Regions from separate parts of the Homo sapiens genome. Here region 2 is linked to region 1. Evidence: chromatin contacts called from ENCODE Hi-C or POLR2A ChIA-PET data. All regions are on one chromosome and are shown on one strand. The core of a region is the stretch at or near the end of the contact, and the rest is flanking DNA. Distances in the headings are between cores, read along the strand shown. Region 1 overlaps CASC15 (cancer susceptibility 15). Region 2 overlaps CASC15 (cancer susceptibility 15).

Region 1 (7,755 bases), core at 1,893-4,392:
TGAAAGTATTACTCATTTATATTTATAAATCTAATCCTATGCATAACCAATGTTGAGCATTCCAAGCATTAATCCCGTGGTACTTGGCGTATAAAGGCCATGTGGAGCTAGACCTGGAAACACACCGTATACTCATCTCTTTTTGAATCTATGGGTATTTTTCCCCCTTTGGGAGTTCATTTTTCCTGGTTGTTCTGGGGGCTCACTGAGATGTAAGAGTTTCAGATTCTGGTTTCTTTGCGGAAAGACAGCAGAGTTCAAATTAGGCTCATAGACATTCTTGCCTAGTTGCCAATAATTCCTTACACAGTGACGATGGAGGTAAAAGAACACTGAGCAAGCCAAGAGCAGGGAGGGGAAGAGAGGAATCTCAAAGAATTCAGATGGGCCTACAAGGCAATTAATGTCAATACATTTCCTGTTTCCCACAACTTGGTTAGAGGTGGAGCTTGCAGTGACCTGAGATCGCGCTACTGTCCTCTAGCCCGGGAGACAGAGTGAGACTCTGTCCCCCAACAAAAAAAGTACAATTTTTGGCCAGGCGCGGTGGCTCACGCCTACAATCCCAGCACTTTGGGAGGCCGAGACGGGCAGATCACCCGAGGTCGGGAGTTCGAGACCAGCCTGACCAACATGGAGAAACCCTGTCTCTACTAAAAATACAAAATTAGCCTGGCGTAGTGGCACATACCTGTAATCCCAGCTACTCGGGAGGCTGAGGCAGGAGAATTGCTATAACCCGGGAGGCGGAGGTTGCAGTGAGCCGAGATCGTGCCATTGCACTCCAGCCTGGGCAATAAGAGTGAAACTCAGTCTGAAAAAAATTAAAATAAAAAGTACAATTTTTATACTAACGATGGCTATGTTATATATATATATATATATTTATATAATTTTTTTAGACGGAGTTTCGCTCTTGTTGCCCAGGCTGGAGTGTAATGGCACGTTCTCAGCTCACTGAAACCTCTGCCTCCCGGGTTCAAGCGATTCTCCTGCCTCAGCCTCCCGAGTAGCTGGGATTACAGGCATACGCCACCACGCCCGGCTAATTTTGTATTTTTTAGTAGAGACGGGGTTTCTACATGTTGGTCAGGCTGGTCGCGAACTCTCAACCTTGGGTGATCCGCCCGCCTTGGCCTCCCAGAGTGCTGGGATTACAGGCGTGAGCCACTGTGCCCGGCCTTTTTAAAAAAACTTTTTTTTAGATGGAGTTTCACTCTTGTTGCTCAGGAGTTGCACCTGGAGTGCAGTGGTGCAATCTCGGCTCACTGCAACCTCTGTCTCCTGGGTTCAAGTGATTCTCCTGTTTCAGCCTCCTGAGTAGCTGGGATGATAGGAGCATGCCACCACGTCCAGCTAATTCTTGTATTTTTAGTAGAGATGGGGTTTCATCATATTGGACAGGCTGATCTTGAACTCCTGACCTCAGATGATCCACCTGCCTCAGCCTCCCAAAGTGGTGGGATTACAGGCGTGAGCCACCACGCCTGGCCAGTTATATCTTTTTACCTGACGAAAACTGTAAACAACTTTTGGCATTCTACGCCTTTCAAAACAATTCAACTTTTTTTTTTTTTTTTAAATTTAAATCATGGAATTCAGATGAGCCTTCAAGGCAATTAATGTGAGTTAGGTCATATTGAACCTGTGTTTAGAGATACGTAAGGACTTTGATTAGTGCCCATCTTGTGCCAGCTTGTATTTCCCGTTTAGAGTTGGCAAAGGACAACATGTTGTAGCATTGGTCTTAGATGAATTATTGGTCTTAGGTTTTATTACCTAAAACCTGGATTTATTTATTTTTAACAATTAACCGAACTGTGACATCAATATCAGTTCCCATTCTTTGGTCACAGTTTAGTCATTTGAGAAAGGGTTGAGAGGCTTTTTAGGAGAAAAATTCATGCACATGCAGAGTCTACTCTAACACAGAACCACCTCACATTGAGTTTTGAAGCTAAATGATCTTTCCACGGTAATTATAATTAAGACCAGTATATTACAAAGAATCAGTTTACCAAAAAGAACTTTAAAAACCCTGAAGAACTAGGCCACATGCCTAGTTCACACCTGTAATCCCAGCACTTTGGGAGGCCAAGGCAGGCGGATCACCTGAGGTCAGGAGTTCGAGACCAGACTGACCAACATGGTGAAACCCCATCTCTACTAAAAATACAAAATTATCTGGGCATGGTGGTGCATGCCTGTAATCCCAGCTATTTGGGAGGCTGAGGCTGGAGAATAGCTTGAATCTGGGATTCTGGGAGGTGGAGGTTGCAATAAGCCAAGATCATGCCATTGCACACCAGCCTGGGCAACAAGAGTGAAACTGTCTAAAAAAAAAAAGGCCAGCTGGGGACTGAGGAGCAATTTGGGGTTATGTTGATCTTCTTGGGCTGGCAGAGTCTCTGGGCAACAGAGTTCATGCAGCTGGATTAAGGTTGCACCCTGTAGTTTCTCTTTCCACTTGGACAGAAATGGAGGTGTTGGGCCTATAATCTGGTCCTTGCCCAAAGCCAAGTTAGTGTTATGCAGTATTTCTGTTTTGAACACATTTGTCCTTATTTTCCCTTTTCTCTTCTTGCCCACTAGTAGGGAAAAAAATAATCCGAGTTATTTGCTTGGGTGGAGCCACTCTTTGATTGCAATGCCCCAGGGTTTTCTAGGTTAACAAATTGGAGCTTTCCAGCCGGCTGAGTAGGGGTGGGCTACAGCTCTTCTACCCTGCCTTCTCATATTCCTTTCCTTCCTTCCCACTCCAGAAGAGAAAGCAGAGGCCTGGTTGCTGAGTGTGGAGGACATGCTGTTTTGGGGAGCCTAGGGACTGTTGACCACAGCTGTGTCTTTTTGTGGAGAGGAGTTTCAGCATATTCTTGGAAGGTGTGGGATGCAAAATATACACCTTTTAGTTGAGTACTTTTGTAATGCAGCCCTGTGTGCCTTAGAGCTCAGAAACACTGGGGAAGGAGGGTGGGGTAGTTGGACGTGAGGGTGAGGATGGGTGGGGAGGAGGCGTAAATCTCCTGGGCTCCATCAGGGCAGGAATCAACATCCCAGGAAGCAGAGACAAACCCTTTGGCTTCTGTCCTTGTGCTCCATGGGTGAATCAGAAAGGACCGTGGTCAGTTATGTGGGAGTGCAGAAAGCCAGCCAGCCAGCACGATTCGCCTTGGAGGAATGACTTCTCATGCTGCCACCTCCTGCTTCTCTGCTGGGGGTGTGGAAGAAACAGTATGGGATGTGGGCGGTTTTCTGCTGCAGTTTATTGAACAAACAGCTGCCCTCCTCCATTTCTCTCCCTCCCTTACCCCCATCCCGCCACATCCTTCTTCCTGGGGCAGGGTATAACCATGCTGTAAACTTTGGTAGTGGGAGAATCTTGCCAATACTTTCTGAAACAGCAACTTTTTTTTTTTTTTTTGGCTTGGAACTGTTAGTTCAAAGCTGGAAACAGAGTAAATAAAATTTGATCTAGTCATTCTAGAAATGATTTGTATCAGTCCAGAAAATGGCCAGAGTCCAGTAGTTTGAATCTAAAAGAGCTGAACTAAGATAAGGTAAGGAGCCAGTTTTTTAACCTGGCAACCACATGCCCCAACTTGAAAGCCTGTTTGCTGCTCTTCTTTTGTTATCATAACCTCTTGAACAGAATACGCCATTTGAAACAACAGTAAACGCTTCTCAGTGGATAAGTTTATGACCTAGTTTTTGACCAAGAGCACTTACGGGATTGAACGGCGCGGGGAAGAGCAAAGGACCTTGGACACCATTCGCCAGGAAGTTCTGTGCAAACCGGGAGCTCGGGGCTCATTAGAAGCCGGAGACATTAAGCAGCAGCTGTTTTATGGTGTGAACTTTTGCACAGAGGATTTCAAGAGGCTCATTCTCCTCGGAAGTCTGTTTGCAAAGTGGTTCTTTCTTGGCTGTTGCTTCATCCTTCTTCAGAGGCCTATTTTCACTCCGAGTGTGAGCATTTCATGCCAAACCCAGCCATGACCTTGTGGCTGCTGAGCTGCCCGCATGGCCTGACCCCACAGGTCTTGGGATGGTGTGCGCAGCAGAGCTAAACCAGGAGGGGTGTCTATCTCAGCTCTGCTGGCTCTGGGGCTGGTCGCACCCTGCAGACTTGGAGTTGAGGACCAGAAACGCAGGGGGATGTTACAAAAGGAGCGTGATCCTGCAGCCCCTTTCCTCTCTCATAAACTGGATGCTTGGCCCTCCATCCTCTCTCCAGCTTTTTTCGTGAACTCTTGCACCCACTCTCAGCCTTCCCCTCTGCACTCTATTAAATCTGAACTTGAGTTCTTGTTCCGCTTAACATGGGAAGATATGCTTTTCAAGGAGAAGTATGAGAAATGAATTAAAATATATCTACAGTTTACTAATGGTGGTATAGGCCTTAGAATATGGTTAACGAAATTTCTTCCTCCTTTCTTTTCTCTTCCTTCTCTCCTTCCTTCCTTTGAAATTGTTTTTCTTTTTATCCTCCCACTTGTATTTGCTTTTACAGTGAAACTACTCAACAAAGCATACTTAGATGTGTTTTAGAAAGAAAAATCATTCTCTCTAAAGAGCACTATTAAAGGCATGATGCAGTCTGGGATCCATGAGAATATAAAACACAGAATTTAAAGGGTCAAAGTTAACGTTAATTATCTATTAACATGATTAATATTAGTAATAAAACTTACTGAAATGATTGGGTCCCATTTTTATATTTCACATTTCTTTTTTAGTAATGTACATCTTGTATATCACAAAAGATTTACCTATTTCTGTTCTTTTATCATTGACACATGAAATCTATATACAAAAAGATTTTTAAATGGGGGGAGGCAACATTCCTATCATCTAATGGAGAAATAATTATATACATGAAAGTGCATGAGAAAATAATATTCAACATTACAACTGTTTAGGCAGTGTTTTACATTTAAATTTAAATTTAATTTACATTTGAAAATGTAAAAGGAAAATACAAGACTGCATGTGCAATATTATCTATGCAAAAGTACACTGTCGAGTGTTTAGAAGGAACCATGCCAGAGAGTTTATAGTAGTTGAATATGGATTATGAACAGTTACTTTTATTTTTAATTTTTTGGGGGACAGAATCTTGCTCTGTCACCCAGGCTGGAGTGCAGTGGTGCGATCTCAGCTCACTGCAGCCTCTGCCTCCTGGGTTCAAGTGATTCTCCTGCCTCAGCCTCCTGAGTAGCTGGGATTACAGGTGCCCACCACCACACCCGGCTAATTTTTGTATTTTTAGTACAGACAGGATTTCACCATATTGGCCAGGCTGGTCTCAAACTCCTGACCTCAAGTGATCCACCCGCCTTGGCCTCCCGAAGTGCTGGGACTACAGGCGTGAGCTGCCACGCCAGATTATGAGCATTTAAAATTGTTTTCTTTTTACATTCTCTTTCCTCAGTTTTCCACAATGAGCAAGCAAATCTTTTATAATTAGAACATCTAACCTTTATTAAAATACTTTAATAAGGATATCTTCCTCTCTGTTCTACCTATTTTTGTGACGTGGTTCATATTAATATAGGAATTACAAAACTTCAAAAAGTTATTCTTGTTTTAGGTCTGTTCATATTTGGAAGGCTTTCAATTTTATGTATACCTCACCCCACTTGGGGCCAGCCTGGGAGCTGTGGGTTTCCTCCCAGAGAGCTCTACTTAGAGAACAGGGCATTTCTTGCCTACTGTGGTAGTCTCCTTCATCTTCTCCTTTTTAAATAATTATTTTGCTGGGTGCAGGGGCTCACACCTGTAGTTTCAGCACTTTAGAGGCTGAGGTAGGAGGATGGCTTGAGCCCAGGAGTTCTGGACCAGCCTGGGCAACATAGTGAGACCTTGTCTCTATTAAAACTTTTAAAATGGCCAGGCACAGTGGCTCACGCCTGTAATCCCAGCCAGCATTTTGGGAGGCCAAGGCGGGAAGATGACCTGAGGTCAGGAGTTCAAGACCAGCCTGACCAACATGGAGAAACCCCGTCTCTACTAAAAATACAAAATTCTCATGGCATGGTGGTATATGCCTGTCATCCCAGCTACTCGGGAGGCTGAGGCAGGAGAATTGCTTGAACCCAGGAGGCAGAGGTTGCAGTGAGCTGAGATCATGCCATTGCACTCTAGCCTGGGCAACAAGAGTGAAACTCCATCTCAAAAAAGAAAATAAAAGAAAAAAACATTAAAATTAGTTGAGCCTGGTGGCACGTGCCTCTAGTTCCACCTACTCAGGAGGCTGAGGTGGGAACATTGCTTGAGTCCAGGAGGTTGAGGCTGCAGCGAGCCGTGCTCACACTATTGCACTCCAGCCTGGGCGCCAGAGAGACCCTGTCTTAAAAAATAAATAAGTAAATACATAAATAAAAATTAATAAATAAATAAGTAAATCTCTCACTGCATTGCTCAGTGATTCTTTTTCTTTGACTTAAAGGACATACTCTTTTACCCTGCTCATATTATGTTTCTGGTTTTTTTCCTTCTGGGATTTTCCTCTCACCCCATTGTGTTGTTTCTGCCCGTGTTCCTTTTTCCTCCACTGAGGAGATGATCCCTGAATTACTTTATTGAGGATGACTCACAATCAGGGAGCAACAAGTCGCCAATAAAGTTGACAGTGCTTCTTAGGGACCCCATTTGTGGCAATAAAATTTGCAACTAGGCAAGAGAAATTTCAATTTGCAATACAGTGTTTTTAATTGTTCAGATACGTCTTTAAAATACAGTATGGCAAGTTAAAGTCACTTACGAACTGCTGAGATTTTTCTTACCAAAAAAGGTGCTGCCTAGAAAGAACTTTTCAGCAGTGATGCTCAGTTGTTGGCTCAAACATTTGCAGTCTGAAATGATGAAACTGTGCTTGACACATAGTACAGAGGGACATGTTTCTTCCATATCTTGATTGGGAGAACCTTTGAACTAGAAGTGGCACTACCCAGGTTGGTGAATTGAGTAGATCCTTTAGGTACTGGTGCATTTTAGCCCTGGATCCACCTTTTATGTGCTACATAATAGAAATGAAATGAAAACTATTTAACTTTCCCTTGCTGCCTCCACTTTTTTTTGTTTGTTTGTTTCTGAGACAGAGTCTCACTCTGTCACCCAGGCTGGAGTGCGGTGGCACAATCACAGCTCATTGCAGCCTCAACTGCCTGGCTCAGACAATCCTCCTCCCCGGCTTTTTTTTTTTTTTTTTTGATGGAATCTCACTCTGTAACCCAGGCTGGAGTGCAGTGGCACGATATCAGCTCACCGTAACCTCCACCTCCCAGGTTCAAGCGATTCTCCTGCCTCAGCCTCCCGAGTAGCTGGGATTACAGGTGCCCGCCACCACGCCCGGCTAATTTTTGTATATTTAGTAGAGGCGAGGTTTCACCATTTTGGCCAGGCTGGTCTTGAACTCCTGACCTTGTGATCCACCTGCCTTGGCCTCCCACAGTGCTGAGATTACAGGTGTGAGCCACCGCGCCTGGCCTTTTTTTTTTTTTTTTTTTTTTTTGATTCTAAAGGCACACATATTAGAAATTAGAATCTTATGCTGGATAGACATCTCTCCCCTTTTTCCTGTTTGCCCAGTTTTCAAAGGTTAGGGGGAAAACAGTCTCCAGAGTTTTTATGCTTTCTCAATTTGTAACATGTGGTGGGATAGCATATAATATGTCATTTATATATTTCTGTTTCTTGCCTATATTTGCATTTCTTATTTTCTTCCTGTTCTGTCTTGGTATTTCCCTCCATCTC
Region 2 (7,755 bases), core at 2,052-4,551, 39 kb after region 1:
GATTTATGATACCAGCATACTGCATTTTAATTTGTTCCTTTTTGTTGAGTGCTCAGATTTTTATGTCTGGCTTTTTATTTTGTCTTGTGAATTTGTATAACTTTCAAAATGACAACACCCATTGCTTAGCATAAGGGACAAAAGAAACTCTTTTTTTTTTTCCTCCCCTCTTGTGCCTTTTTAAAATAAGCTATCTAACAAAGACACAATTTTTTCCCTCCCTCTCCTAAGCCCCAGATGACCTAAGGATTTAGAGGTCTGAGGTCAGATTTCTTTCTTCTTTGCTTCACAGACAACTGTCTCTTCTTTATATTGTGATCTTTCTGATTTGTATAGGGACTCGGCAGGTAGAAGAATGTGTGTGTGTGGGTTGTGTGTAAAATATGTACGCTTTCACATGCGGCGGGGGCATCTTTATGCTTTGGCTCAGATGGCGCATATGAAAGAAATTAGGTGATTCTAATTATATAGCCCCCAAATAGTGAGGATCCCAATTCTTCTCCTTCCCTCTTTGAATCTATTTAATAGTTTACCTTTGAACCAAGTTAATTAGGAAAAGGGACAGGCTACAGTCATTTCATTTGGCTGTTTTTGGCATCCAGGAAAGTGTGGGGTGGGGAGCTCATCAGAGGGAAACCAAGGGAAGCTCGTAGACATTGAACTTGCTCTGATCAGATTATTAATTTTCTTCTCCTTGTACGTTGTTAAATCTGTAGAAAAGGAACATCAGCTCAAGATCTGTCGCTCTGGCTCCGGGCCAGCATGCCAAATTCTGTCATCTTTGCAGCATGGCCAAGCATCTTTATTACATGTTATAATTCTGGTTTTTGAGCTTGATCCAGTGATCCTGCTACAGCATCAGATGGTTTGGGATGTGGAAAAAGAAGAGGGCTATATTCATCTGTAGATGAGGTTTGGGGAGAATTGTAAGAGCCAGAAAGGTGGAGTGGTTGTCTAGGGCAGGGACTTTTCATGGATGCTACAGACACCTCCTTTGTGCTGCCTCGAATTTGAAATGCATTATTAATTTCTGTTCAATACAGATCGTTGATGTCAAACCAAAAATAAATGTGGGCCCTACTCCTGCTCTGGCCATTACATCTCTCAGCAGCCCAGCAATTAGCACCAACCTTGAGAACAGAGTGCCATCATTGATGTGACAGTTTCGTCCCTATTGTCCTGTTCCTGGGTGCATGGGTGACCCTTGACCTCCATTGGTCTCGGAGTGGGAAACTGAACTTATGAACTGTTCGGGCTGCGCTGGCCTCAGATTAACCTGGGCAAGGTTAACTTTCTCACTCTCTTCTTCAAAAGTGCTTTAGAGGGTGAGGAAGTACTAGGAGTAAATAATAATTTTAAAAAATGGTTGGGAGGGGAAAAACAATTGCATCAATTTCCTGAGTACAGACACCCCTAACCTGCCTTTTGCAAATAATCTCCCTTTTGTCTGCTCTTAGGGGTTTTGCAGATGAAGCCTTGGCTTTGGCTTGTCAATGAGGACTTTTCAGAAGCTCCAGAATGCCTTTAGCGGCTTTGCAGGAAGCGGTGACACAAAGTTCCAGCCAGTCTCCCCCTCCTTCCACTTATTGTTTCAGAATTGTCAGAAAACAGGCTGGGATGAGGAGGAAGAGCTACTGTGAGGGCTTTTTTTTTGTTGTTAGTTTGGCTGCTGAATGAAAGCAAGCACTTTATTTAGAAGTGAGTAGGGAGGGAAATGCAGCTTAGGGTTGACACCCTTCTGGTGCTTATCCATAAATATGAAATGGTGTTAGAACACCAGACACCAGAGAGCTTTCTGATTGGCTGTTGGTGATGTCATCATGTCATTAATACTGTGCTCAGAAAATAAACTGATCCGCCTGTTTTCCTTCTTTCTCTCTTTCTTTCTTTCTTTCTTTCTAGCTGAAATGTATGAAATCCATTTTGTAATCTAAAATGAGGTGCTTCAGTCAGGACATTTCGAAAGAATTATTATGTTTCTCATGTGTTCAGAGTCATTTTGGTATTCACTTGAGCAAAGCAATAGTCACCCACAAGTATTCAGCCTATCTTGTCTTATTGCTTAAAAGTAAAGGCAGACGCTATTCAACACCTGGGTACCAACAGTTGACATTTACCCACATTAAGTGCTAAGGCTGTAGATGAGGATTTCTTCTTGTCGGCCTTTAAACATCCTAGTAAGCCCAGGGCCAACGCTGGCACAGGGGAAGGTGAGGGATGTGGGTGAGTAATAAGGAGTGCTTTCTTTTTTATTTTCTTATAAACTAATTTTGTTTCTCTACCTGTGATAACTCTGCAGTCCAATTTAAACCTGCCTGCTTTTCCACTTAATGCATGCTCATCTGATCTGTTAGCCTTATAATTGTGTTTCAGCAGGAGGAATACACTTGTGGCATGTCCAAGGTGTGTGTGTGTGTGTGTGTGAAAAATCCAATAGCATTCTTGATATGCAGGAGTGAAATTCTCGGGAGGAAAGCCACTGCCAAGCAACACTCTAACCTCTGCATTGATTTTGGATGCCTAGAGGTCTGGAAGATTTGACAGTTCTCCATTCCTACTGCTTCACTCTCATCCAAGAAGGAATACTGTTTCGATTAATCATTGGGAAGCATTTTGGATAGATATAGCTCTGTGTGTTTTCTTTAAATTAAATATAGAACTGTCCTTTTGAGGGAAAGCCGTGATTCTTTATTGTCAGAAAGTTTGGCTAGAATAACCTTCCCTTTTCTTGTAATATTTAACTTTGCTTGTGAGTAACTATAACAATTCACTTCCTTGCATGCCAGTGTCCTCTTGGGTAGAATCTCCTAATAACATGTACAAATGTTATGTAAATCCCCCCTCCCCCACAAGATGTTTATTGAGTGAAAATGCCTCTAAGATTTTATTCCATTACTGTCAAAATGTCCAAGGTTATTTTACGCATGCTGTGGACATATTATTTGGATTAGCAAAATGTCTAGCAAGCAGGTATAACTGATTCTGGCATGCAACTGTAATCTCTTGTTACAGGGAGACAGTGCATTCCTTTTCAAGGTTACCCTCATTTTTTTGCAAGGTTATAAACCATAGATTTAGGAATCACTGGGGTCAAAGGGAAAAGGGAAAGACAATGAGCCCCATTCATCCTTATGAGCCCTAATGAGTATAGAGATAGTATATTTTCCAGGTTAGAGCCCCATCTCTGACAGGCTTTAATTATCTATGAGCTGAAACAAGAAGCAATATAAACATACAAAAGCATTTCAGGAACAGGTTTTTGAAGGAGATGAATCACCCAAGTTGGTGTCCCACTCAGCCCTTTTGCAAGGGGCCAGCTCCCTCCATTCTGCCTGCCACTTGATCACGTGACAGCTGTTTGCAGACTAAAGGAAAGAAACAATCATTCACTAGCAGGAAACCCAATCCCGGGCAGGTGCAGTTTGAGTAACGACTCTAGGCCTGAAGGTCAGAATGGCTGCAAAGACCTAAGCTTTTGCAGATGGTCTGAGTGGGAGGAGCCAGGTTCAATAACCCTTCTGTAGCCCCCAGGTTGGTCCTTCCTCGGGGAGGGTGCTACCACTTCTCCAGATACTGCTGAACTTTTGAACCCAAGTACAGTACGCTATTTAGGATGTTTGTCATTTATAGCTTTTAGATAAAGCAGTAGCGGATTTTAAGGAAACAGTAGACAGATCCATTTTCCTTTTCCTCCAGTGATGTTAGTGATCTAATTAGAAGTCAGTGTTTTAGCAGCTTCCTCTCTATGTGCTTTGGGTTCTTTTTTTCTAAGAGACGCCTATGGACATGAACAAAAGCCGGATGTTGCACTAGGGCTTCTGAACAAGTGCTCTGCATTAGATACGTCTGGAGTTTACACACCACGCTTTCCTCTGTGCAGACCAAATGAGAGCCTGCCGGGTGTTACGACTCCCTGTGTCCATTGTCAAAGCTGTATTTTCACTGCCTTGAAAAGTGCCCTTCTGCCACTTCATTTTATATCCATTACCAGTGGCCACTTTTTCTATTTATATTGCTTGGAACTAATTGAGATTCCAGGTGCACAAGTGTGTCACACGCAAGGGCTTGGGTACTTGGGCAAGTGTAACAATAGTTCAGGAAGAGATGATCAGCAGCCACCCTTTCTGGGTTGAGGAAACCTCCAAAAAAACCGAATAGAAAGTATCAAATACATAAATTTGAAGGGAGAATATATGAGCCTGGCATCTTCTCAGCTGCAACCTGATTTATTGAAAAAAATGGTGATTGGGGGAAAGTATAGAATATTTGCTTGAAGGAATCCACTTCTCTGAATAGCTCCCTCGTTTCTGTGGCTTGGAGACTGAGACTTAGAATTCCACAATTATACTGTATAGATGAGCCTTGTTCTATATTTGGGATGTAATCTCCACACTCAGGAGCTACATATGGCCGTGAGCACCCACTTAAGAGCTAAAAATGTAAGTTACCGCCTACTTTGTCCTGAATTGGAATCATACATAATTGCTCTATGCTTTAAAAAATCTTCCTTTGAGGAAAGAGTTCAAGATCAAATTGTTAGTGGGTAATCTTATATGAAGCCAAGTATCACTAGCTGTTGAAAGAAGCTACATAAATACTTGTTGTTGAACAAATAAAATAAATGAAGGAAGAATTCACATCTCTCATTACTTAATCAGAAAGTAACATGGTGAGTCAGGAAGCTGTAGGCTTATCCTAGAAGTAAATACCCATCATGAAATGGGCAGAGATCTGGAAGCAGGAACCGATGGGGTGGACTCCTAGAACTAATGAAAATGGAAAGTATGCAAAGTCCAGTGGTTTCTAAATTTGGCTGATCATCAGAGTCAGCTTATGAGCTCTTAAAAACAAAAATAGGCTGGGTGCAGTGGCTCATGCTTGTAATCCCAGCATTCTGGGAGGCTGAGGTGGGCGGATTGCTTGAGCTGAGAAGTTCAAGACCAGGCTGGGCAACATGGCAAAACCCTGTCCCAACAGGAAATACAAAAATTAGTTAGTCATGGTGGTGTGCACCTGTAGTCCCAGCTACTTGGGAGGCTGAGGTGGGAGGATTGCTTGAGCTCAGGGACGTAGAGGCTGCGGTGAGCTTTGATTGAGCCACTGCACTCCAGCCTGGGTGACACAGCGAGACCCTGTCTCAAAAAAAAAAAAAAAAAAAAAAAAAAAAAGCTGGTGCAGTGGCTTATGCTTGTAATCCCAGCACTTCTGGAGGTCAAGATAGGAGGATGCTTGAGGCCAGGCGTTCAAGACCAGCCTGGGCAACATAGCATGACCCCCTCTCTGCAAAAAAATTAAAAAACAAGTTAGCTAAATGTGGTGATGTGCACCTGTAATCCTAGCTATTCGGGAGGCTGAGGTGGGAGGATCACTTGAGCCCAGAAGTTTGAGGCTGCAGTGAACGAGACTTTGACTCTAAAAAGCAAATAAACAACCGAAAAACCCCAAAAGACAAAAATAAAAACAAACACAACATCAATTTCCTGGCCTAGACTCCGAAATCTCTTAATGCCCAGCCTTTGTCCACAGATCAGAAATGCCGGGGATGAGAAGGGGATGTGGAGGTCGAGGGCATGAACCAAGGAGGTGGCCAGGCTTTGCCAGCACAGAGCAAAGGAAAGATACCATTTTGGGGGTTTGTTTTTAAATGGATTCCGCAAACATTTTTTTGAGCACAACACATTGTATCACATTTTGTGATGGAAGTATACAAAACAAAACTCACTTCTGCTGACAGGCCCACAGACAGATTTATCTTGAGCAGAATGACAGCTCCACTTGCTCAGTGTATTGTGGCCCTCTGAGTATCATTAGTAGAGGAACGTAGAGGAGGGAGGAATAACAGGTTCGTAGAAGCCTTTGAGGTGATCTTTAAACTGGTGTTCTGAAGGGTGGGTAGGGTTTTTCTAGGAGTACGAAGGCCAGAGGGGAGATTAGGAAGATAGAAAAAAAAAAAAAAGGGCAAAGACAAGGAAGGAAGAAAGAACAAGGTGTGTTTGCAGAATGGTGAAGAAGGCAAAGGATGATTGGAGGTGAGAGCTGAGCCTGTGGCCAGTGCCTTCGTTTGCAAGACTAAGGTATCTGGAGTTCATAGTATGGTTGACCTTGAACAACATGCGGTTGAATGGCAAAGGCCCACTTATAGGCAGATTTTCTTCCTCCTCTGCCATCCCTGAGAAAGCAAGACCACTTCCTCCTCTTCCACCTTCTCTGCCTACTCAATGTGAAGATTTCTAAGTTTCAGTCTCCAAGGATGAAGACCTTTATAATGATGCCCTTTCACTTAAAGAGTAGTAAATATACTTTTTCTTCCTTATGATTTTCTTTTCTCTAGCTTTATTGTAAGAATACAGTCTATAATACATATGAGATACAAAATATGAGTGCATCGACTATTTTATTGGCAAGGCTTCTGGTCAACAGTAGTTAAGTTTTTGGGGAGTCACAGTTATATGTGGGTTTTTGACTGTGCAAGGTGGTCAGTGCCTCTCACCCCCACATTGTTTTTTGTTTGTTTTTGAGACAGAGTTTTGCTCTTGTCACCCAGGCTGGAGTGCAATGGTGCAGTCTCGGTTCACTGCAACCTCTGCCTCCCGGGTTCAAACGATTCTCTTGCCTCAGCCTCCTGAGTAGCTGGGATTACAGGCGCCCACCACCACGCCTGGCTAATTTTTGTATTTTTAGTAGAGACAAGGTTTTGCCATGTTGGCCAGGCTGGTCTGGAACTTCTGACCTCAGGCGATCCACCTGCCTCCGCCTCTCGAAGTGCTGGGATTATAGGTGTGAGTCACCGTGCCTGGCCTACCCCCACATTGTTTAAGGGTCAATTGTATAATCAACCCTGTTCCCCCCAGAAAGATAAGATGAGATGCTTTTAGGATGTTAGCCTTACCACTCTGGAGTGTAAAAGAAACTGGGGGGGTTGCCCTCAGGCTTAAAGGAGCTGTGGACAGGGAGAGGCACGTTGGGTTTTGTCTCTAAACAGAATACAAGCCCTCTGAGGATGGGCAACTTAACTTCCAAAGATTATTCTCATCTCTGCAGCATGTGGTAGGCACTAATACCATTCTTTGGTTAATTAAAAGATGTTTAATATATGCCTCATTAAGCAGAATAATCAGTATCTCTGAGATGCTTATGTGCTTTATTTTTCTCCTTTTAATAAAAACAAAAATTAGAGGGATAAGAAATAATTAGGGGCAGGCTGTTAGCTCTCACTTCATTTTTTTTTCTCCCTTGATGATTCTCTTTCATTTTTTTTCCATAGCTCACATAGCTCACTTTCTCCCTTGACCTAGTCCTCTGCTGATAACATCAAAGTTAGCACAGCTTGCAGACCTAAGTGGGTTTAGAACACAGCTCTCAAGATGGAGCCATGCAGATATGGAAATTGGATTTTAAGCATCTGTGATCTCTGCCCACTTCCTCTTTAACTAACACATGAGACCCCTCACAATCTCTCTAAGATGTAGAATTGTCCATATCTGTAGACTCGAAGTGCTGTGGCTGAGGACTTTTTTTTTTTTTTTTTTTTTTTTCCCAAGGCAGAAGAATTTTTCTTAGTACAGAACAAAATGAAAAGTCTCCCATGTCTACCTCTATCCACACAGACCCGGCAACCATCCGATTTCTCAATTTTTTCCCCACCCTTCCCGCCTCTCTATTCCACAAAACCGCCATTGTCATCATAGCCCATCCCCAATGAGCCGCTGGGCACACCTCCCAGACGGGGTCGTGGCCGGGCAGAGGGGCTCCTCA

The links. Hi-C counts contacts between places; a loop is a spot of excess contacts on that map. ChIA-PET counts read pairs that join two places held with the same protein, here RNA polymerase II (POLR2A). Pooled maps may share reads with other maps.
Region 2: a map of heart left ventricle shows a loop between it and region 1 (2.0-fold over the local background). The contact joins two enhancer-like sites. A Hi-C loop is called at or near these places in 1 of 168 maps with a recorded cell type or tissue (heart left ventricle) and 1 of 50 pooled maps. POLR2A ChIA-PET finds 5 or more read pairs at or near these places in 5 of 52 experiments (HEK293, IMR-90, OCI-LY7 and 2 more).

The regions. Positions count from the first base shown.
Region 1 is chr6:21,805,074-21,812,828 of GRCh38, forward strand. The region is part of intron 4 of CASC15 (cancer susceptibility 15); the gene reads left to right. Among named protein-coding and RNA genes, the nearest start is that of CASC15, 140 kb to the left of the region's middle. Within about 2 kb of position 3,143, at least 17 of the 41 ENCODE cell types and tissues checked have a DNase peak (open chromatin) inside an H3K27ac peak, as active enhancers do.
Region 2 is chr6:21,843,535-21,851,289 of GRCh38, forward strand. All of the region lies in intron 4 of CASC15 (cancer susceptibility 15), which reads left to right. Among named protein-coding and RNA genes, the nearest start is that of CASC15, 180 kb to the left of the region's middle. RefSeq lists enhancers at 3,523-3,572, 3,603-3,732. Within about 2 kb of position 3,302, at least 4 of the 41 ENCODE cell types and tissues checked have a DNase peak (open chromatin) inside an H3K27ac peak, as active enhancers do.